Regions from separate parts of the Homo sapiens genome. Here all the other regions are linked to region 3. A link is a loop called in an ENCODE intact Hi-C map of the cell type or tissue named here. Cell type or tissue: A673. All regions are shown on one strand.

What was found. A loop is a pair of places that touch in the nucleus more often than their neighbours do. Peaks named below come from ENCODE experiments on the same cell type or tissue, not always from the same donor. Only the 100,000 strongest peaks of a DNase experiment are listed, where the experiment ranks them.
Region 1: it touches region 3 in a loop (4-fold over the local background); 14 of 110 quality-filtered maps call a loop at or near these places.
Region 2: a loop joins it to region 3, with 4 times the contacts of the local background. A loop is called at or near these places in 5 of 110 quality-filtered maps.

Annotation. Positions count from the first base shown.
Region 1 is chr1:162,612,666-162,615,165 of GRCh38, forward strand. No RefSeq gene overlaps it. Among named protein-coding and RNA genes, the nearest start is that of DDR2, 19 kb to the right of the region's middle. In A673, a CTCF peak has its summit at 1,190 (motif pointing right); a DNase peak (open chromatin) is centred at 1,186; H3K27ac peaks cover 697 bases.
Region 2 is chr1:162,839,005-162,841,504 of GRCh38, forward strand. No RefSeq gene overlaps it. Among named protein-coding and RNA genes, the nearest start is that of CCDC190, 21 kb to the right of the region's middle. In A673, a CTCF peak has its summit at 1,505; DNase peaks (open chromatin) are centred at 1,447, 2,047 and 2,467; H3K27ac peaks cover 2,322 bases.
Region 3 is chr1:162,055,039-162,057,538 of GRCh38, forward strand. No RefSeq gene overlaps it. Among named protein-coding and RNA genes, the nearest start is that of NOS1AP, 13 kb to the right of the region's middle. RefSeq lists an enhancer at 939-1,453. In A673, CTCF peaks have their summits at 1,108 (motif pointing right) and 1,308; DNase peaks (open chromatin) are centred at 273 and 1,143; H3K27ac peaks cover 1,403 bases.

The sequences.
Region 1 (2,500 bases), 560 kb after region 3:
CAAATATTTTTAGTGAATTTCACAATTAGCAGTTTGGGAAAAGGGCCCATTGGTATGAGACGGCTCAGCCTGTGGTATCCGAGGAGGAAGGGTCAAAAGCACAAAGAGAGAGAGTGCCAGATGGTGATCAGGGCCAGATGGCTGTCGCCAGGGTCATGCTCAAGCTAGTGCGAATTAAGAAGAATCACAATAAGCTTATGCAACACCAGCCCAAAGCCAATTATTGTTCTTGGACTTAGGGTATATTTCCTCTTTATTTATAGGAAAGTGTATGTTTGTATGTGTGTGTTTGTATATGGGGGGGTTGTGTTTGCAGGGGATGGCAAAGAGCAGTTCTGGGAATAATGAATCAACATTTGAAAGTAGAGTTGGGCTATACTTAGGTGAGTGTAATTGTTTCAGTGGAAAAGTTTTTCTCACATTCTTTCCCTTCCCTTTATTATATTCTCGTAACATACTGAAGGGCAGTGCATTTGGCAGGCTGAATTTGGCACTGCTCAGACAGCCTCAGTAGAGCAAAGGGCCTGAGGACACTAAATTCTATCCGGTCCCATTTACAGAGCTGTTGGGCAATGAAATGGTGCTCTTGATAACTTGCTTCCAGGGGGTGAGAAGCAGAAAACCACAACCTACGGTTCCTGTCTTGGGTTGCAGGTGGAAGTTGAGAGCCCTACCCCTGCATAACAAAGTTGTAAGACTAACTGCTTTGCTTATTGGCGTATTCTTAATCAGAGACAAGAATATCCAAATAGTGATCAAATTAAAGGCCCATAGTACTCTTTGGTTAACGTTTATTAGTAGCAAGCTATTTTTGTCTCACTCTTCTATCCTCGTAACCAAATTTGGTTGGGCTTCCAAAAATGATACTCCAGGGTCTTGTTTCTGGAGCTGTCTGGAATCCTCTGGAATGTGGCAGCAGCCCTCAGCCCCACTGCCTGTCCTACCCTAATCTGCCCTGCTGTCAGGGGGGCTTGCATAAGCATAAGTTGAGGGTAATGATGAGCTAATATCTGAAGCCATGGAGCAGAATGTATTTGCTTAAGCCGGGTTTTATAGCTTGATTTTTCACTTATTTTCTGAGTGTATTATAGGCTAGTTTCTGTGAGTCGGCTGCCTTCCTGGGGGCCTTGTCCCGGCTGGGCATGTTTAACTGTTTTTTGTAGCCTTTCCCGCAAGGCTATTTCTGTGCAGTAGAGGGCAGTATTTTCAAATGCTCAGGTATTAGCGCCTCAGCCTTAGGAGAATGTTTAGCCCAGGTCCAAGTTACACAGGGTTGAGTAAAAGCCCACCTGCTTGACCGTCTGAGAAATGCTGACATCATCCATACCTCGATCCTCTGTGTCCTACCAGCAGATGAAGGGCACCCAGGTTCATTAATAGAAACTTGGAAATGCAGAGAAATAGCATATTTAAAATGACCTCTTTTCGAATGCAGCTGCTATTGTTTCTGTGTATTTTTCTCTTAGGTATTTCTTTTCTATGTACCTTAAAGAGTGCATAAATAGCCGGGCGCGGTGGCTCACGCCTGTAATCCCAGCACTTTGGGAGGCAGAGGGGGGCAGATCACCTGAGGTCGGCAGTTCAAGACCAGCCTGACCAACATGGAGAAACCCCGTCTCTACTAAAAATACAAAATTAGCCGGGGTGGTGGCACATGCCTGTAATCCCAGCTACTCGGGAGGCTGAGGCAGGAGAATCACTTGAACCCGGGAGGCGGAGGTTGCGGTGAGCTGAGATCGCGCCATTGCACTCCAGCCTGGGCAACAAAAGCGAAACTCTGTCTCAAAAAAAAAAAAAAAAAGTGTTTAAATAGTTAACAGTATAGCAAAAACATTTCCTCATATTGTGTAATTAATATTTATAAGTCTACTTTTTATTTGCTGAATCATGTTTATTCAGGTGGATTTGTTAACCTTTTACTTAGTGTTGAACATTAATTTTTTTCTTCCAGCTTTTTGATAATATAAATAATGCTGTGACAAATATTTTTTAATAAGAGGCTTTCCATATTTATAAGTATTTCCTGAGTATGGATTCCCAGACATAGAATTATTTGGTCAAAGAATATAAATATTCTTAAAGCTCTGATTACTGTTTTTTTTTGCATTGCTAGGGAATTTTACTAATTTATACTTTTGCCAGTTGTCTTAGTTTTTTTTTATTGCTGCCATAACAAATTACCACAAACTTAGTGGTTTAAACTACACAAACTTAATTATCTTATATTTTTGCAGGTCAGAAGTCTGGTACAGGTCCCATCAGGCTAAAATCAGGTTGTTGTCAGGGCTGAGTTTCTTCCCATAGGCTCTAGGGAAGGAAGAATCCGTTTTTTTTTTTTTTCGCTGATTCAGGTGGCAGCATGGAGTTCCATGGGGTTGTGGGACTGAGGCTCCTGTTTCCTTGTTGGCTGTTAGTTGGGGCTGTCCGTAGCTCCCCCACGCCGCTCTCTGGTCCTTGCAGATGGCGCCTACATCTCAGAACCAGTAATAGGGTATTGAAT
Region 2 (2,500 bases), 780 kb after region 3:
ACATCTCCCACCCTTCAGCTTGGCTGGCACTGTGATTATTAAACTCTTTCTCTACCGCAACTCCTGCTGTTCTCAGTGTTTGGCGCTTCTGGGCAGCAGGCAAGATGAACCCACTTGGGTGATTACAGGGTGCTCAGGCACAGTGGTGGCCAACCTTACATATGAAATTCTGCCTCCTTTAATCTGGATGCTGCTGGTGCCCATCATATTATTGGTGAGTAAGAAATATGACTTCACTATAAAAATGCATTCACTTTGGGTACATATAAGATTAATTTTAGGTTTGGGGAGCAAAGAAAGCAGATGTTTATGTAAATTACAAGTTTTAGCAGTTTTCAAGTTCATTAATTCTTTATCTTTACTTTATCCTACTGATCCAGAGGGTACAGCATGTGGGAATTTATTTTGCACTCTTGTTTGTACCATACAGTGTTCTCTGAGGCAATATACCTCAGCAGGTGCCACCAGGTGTAATGCAATTATCTTTGCACTTAATGTCTTCCATCAGCTGGACTTGCTTCCCTCATGTTGGCTGCCTGACTTTGAGAAACACAGAAATGTGAGACCTTGGGAACATCAGGAACTGCCTTTCTTTTAGAAATTATTTTCCAACATGGGTTCTTCAGGAAAGTAGTTATTCTGCAAGATGTCAGTAGGTAATAAAAAAAAGCAAGCAAGCAGGGAATAAAGAAAGAAAGAGGAAGGAAGGGGAAGGGAAAGAAAGAGGCATAGTGGAGAAGTAGAAAGGGGAGCAAGGGAAGAAAGAAAAAAAGAGAGAGAGAAACAGAAAGAAAGAGCAACAGAGAAAGAAAGAGAGAAAGAAAAGAAAGAAAGAAGAAAGAAAGAAAAAGAAAGAAAGAAAGAAAGAAGGAAGGAAGGAAGCAAGGAAGGAGGCCGGGCGCAGTGGCTCACGCCTGTAATCCCAGCACTTTGGGAGGCCGAGGCGGGTGGATCACGAGGTCAGGAGATCGAGACCATCCTGGCTAACACGGTGAAACCCTGTCTCTACTGAAAATACAACAAAAATTAGCCGGGCGCGATGGCAGGCACCTGTAGTCCCAGCTACTCGGGAGGCTGAGGCAGGAGAATGGCGTGAACCTGGGAGGCAGAGCTTGCAGTGAGTGGAGATCGCGCTACTGCACTCCAGCCTGGGTGACAGAGCGAGACTCTGTCTCAAAAAAAAAAAAAGGAAGGAAGGAAGGAAAGAAGGAAGGAAGGAAGAAGGAAGGAAGGGGGGAGGGAGGGAAGGAAGGAAGGAAGGAAGGAAGGAAGGAAGGAAGGAAGGAAGGAAGGAAGGAAGGAGGGAAGGCAGGCAGGCAGGCAGGCAGGCAAGCAGGAAAGGAGGAAAATTTCCATAGGAATTTTTCTTTAACTGTGGAACTTGCCAAGATCTTTACTATGCTAGTATCATGTTACCATGTGTGAATCCCTAAGATGGGGATAGAAGATACAGTGTATCCCAAATGCATTCAAACACAGACTCCTTTTTTGAGGACATCTTGTGGCCAGAATGCTCTATGAAAACACTGGGGGAACTGTTCCTAAAAGGTAAAGGCTTCTGTATATCTTTACTGTTGTTGTAATATTCCTCCTTTTCAACAAAGCTTAGACAAAAGATTAGAAAGGAATATGCTGACACATCAATAGCATTGCCTCCTAATGCTGGGACCTTGTATACATTTTTAGGTTCCTGTAACATTTTTTGTACTTTCCAAATATCTACAATTAACATGCATTTGTTATTATATCCTAAAATAATTAAATAAAAATTATGTTTTTATGACCCTGGTTACACTAGCAAAAATGTTGCTAGTTCTTAATGGGTAACTTATCTTTCTTCCTTTGCTCAGCTGTACTTTTCCTGGTGAATTCTTTCACAGCAACACCTTACAATGGAGCAGAAGTGTTAGTAAGTGCTGTGACATCAGAATCCTTCTTAACACAGTGATCCAAGAGTAGCTGCTAACAATCATGGCCCATGAGAAACAAACTAATTTGCCAAACCTTCCTTGTATCTAGTGAGAGAGATCCCAGTGCACTGTACTTGCATGCTGGTGTGCCTGTCTCCCACCGCCTCTCTGTGAGCAGCTCTAGACCCTCACCCAGCATGGGAATGAGTGCTCAATGAGCAGCAGCCCTTCTCTGTGTATCTACAGTGCCTAGCCCAGTAGTGGCTAGCCCGGAAGTGCCTACTCCTAGTGGGTGCTTCATAAATGCTAGCTGATTAAAATTAAGTAAAAGATTCGGTAAAAGGAATCTATGTTCAGAGTGAGAAATCTTCAACTGATTTTCTTATAAAGTTTTCTCTCCTTTTGAAAACCACCAGGAACATTAATAAGCAACCTATTGAGGACTCTTACTTTCTATACATCTATACATTTACAGCATTGGGATATAAGTCAAAGGCATGGGTATTTATGCTCAGGCTTGTGCTAAGAGCCCCAAGGGACAGAGAAAAAACAGTCACTGGTAATCTGTCCCCCCTCACATGCACAATGCA
Region 3 (2,500 bases):
TGGTTAGTAAAGGCCCCAGTGTCTAGATGTCTTTTACAGAACAAAGATGCAGACAGCCCTGGGTTCCTTATAGCTCTTAGCAATGAAGCTGATGGCTTGGGCTCACCCCCTGTCACTGCTGCTCTGAGAACTCCCAGGCCTTCCTGACTCCTCCACCCGTGGTCCCCCCCATCTAGATCACCCTTTGTTGGTTCCTTTCCTCCTTCCCGTGCACATTCCTGTAGTACTCTCACACTTCCCTTCCCAGCACCTCTAGGGAGGCCAGGGCTTCAGGACACCACCAGGGAGATATTCTTGCCCATTTCTTGTTTACTATGAGTCAGCCCCGACTCACCACCCAGGGCTGTGCATCCTGAACATAGGTTTTTCCAGCCTTTGATGAGAAGGCAGTGCTGTGGCTCTCCTATGACCAAGAGAGAAGCCAGCACCTGGTTATCCATGGAGTTACCTTACCTCACCACCTTTCCTTTCTGCTCACACCTTTCAAGTTTAGGTTCTGGAGAGGTTCTCAGGGGAGTAGGCACATGGCCTGGGCCTACGGGCTTCTTGGTTCTCACAGGGGTCCAGGCTCTAGTTCTAGTCTATGCTTTCTTTTCTTTTCTTTTCTTTTTTTTTTTTTTTTGAGATGGAGTCTTGCTCTGTTGCCCAGGCTGGAGTGCAGTGGTGTGATCTTGGCTCACTGCAACCTCCACTCCTGGGTTAAAGCAATTCTCCTGCCTCAACCTCCTGAGTAGCTGGGATTACAGGCGCATGCTGCCTGCCTGGTTAATTTTTGTATTTTTTTTTTTTTTTACTAGAGATGGGGGTTTCACCATATTGGCCAGGCTGGTCTCGATCTCCTGACCTTGTGATCCGCCTGCCTCAGCCTTCCAAAGTGCTGGGATTACAGGCGTGAGCCACAGCGCCCGGCCTCTAGTCTATGCTTTTGAGGGCATTAGGGGAAGTTTGTGTTTCAAATATATTTTGATATTCTTAAACATGTTTCATGATCTTTAAAATAAAAAGATGAATCCAATGTGTTCTGTAAAATGGGGGTGGAGGTGGATCTGAGGGTTCATTTCTCAGGCTGCATCTAGATCTTTTAGGAGGGCACCACTACTCAGTTCTGCCTCTTGAGGGCACCAGAGACTGTTTTGCCATCCACAGAACAGCAGGGAACTAGGCAGCCATCAGCTGAGTGACCCATGAACAGGCGATGTTTGGCCAGCCAGGGGAGCCCTGCTTGGGGGCCATAGCCTTGCAGAGCTCTGCCAGGTTAGTGGGATGATGACGGGACCCAGAAACCTGAGCTATGGCTTCAGCTCTGCTCTCAGCTAGCTGTGTGCCTTTCAAAAGCCATTTAACTTCCCCGGGCTTCAGCTTCCTCCCATGTATTAAAAGTAATGGCCAAAACCTCAATTATCTTTGCACCAACCCAAAAAAAGGCCAGGGGTAGAAAGAGCTGACCCAGATGGCTTCTTCTATATTTAGGGCTTTGAATTGCCCTAAATCATGGAAAAACTGGAAATGATAGAACGGCATAGATTCTTATTTCCTGGAGCCTTTGAAAGTGTTCCGGTCCTGAGCCCTGACCTCGACATGACCAGAAATTGGTTATGGCAAGATGGCTGGGAGCAGGGGGCAGGTGCTGACAAAGAGTAAATGAAGAAAATGAGGCTCAGGAGATAAATCAGAGTGGAAATGTCACAAGCTCTCCCTAATTTAGAATCATAACTGATGCTAGGAAAAGGACCTGAGAAAGATTGCATAACCTTTTTGTAACTATCCTCTGCCTGTCCAAGCTGTGTATGAAATAATAGCTATGAAACACAATACAAGCTAAGGGGGCTTTGGTAGCACTCAATAGCCCTGTTGAGATGTGGGTGGGTGTCTCAATAGTATTCCGAGTCACAAATGAACTTTCCTTGACATTTCATTTCCATACCTGAATTGTACATAATATTTTGGTTCACACCAACTCACTGAGGTAGGAAGACAAAATGCATGTCTATAGCATTAATCTTGGAAAAATGAATCATTCATTCATTCATGAGTCAACTAACGAAAGAAAGAGCAAGCGCCGAGTGGGAGAGTCTTGGCTGTGAGGGTAGTAAAGGCAATTCTGATTCAGGCACAACTCTTAGGAGTGGAAGTCTTTGGCCCCCGAGCAGAGAGAACTTGGTTGCAGGTCAGTGGGGTGTATTTCACTGTCCCAGATGGCACTTGTATGTAGGTTAAACTCAGAATCCAAAGTGTTGCTAAAGGACTGTATGGAGAATATGTGGGGAATGGGAGCAAACGGTAGTCTTATATGTTGTGAATGCCAGAGGATAGATAGAGACAGCAGGGGATGTTCTGAATGCTGAAAAAACCACGTTACCATTCAGTTGGGGGCGACATCAAAATTCTGCTCCTTGCCTTGTAGGGATGTCAGGTGGGATATGGGTCAGTAAAGCAAGATAGAAGTCTGGGGAGTAATAGTGCTTAGAGAGGCATCAAGGTAGTGGGATCCCTAAAAGGC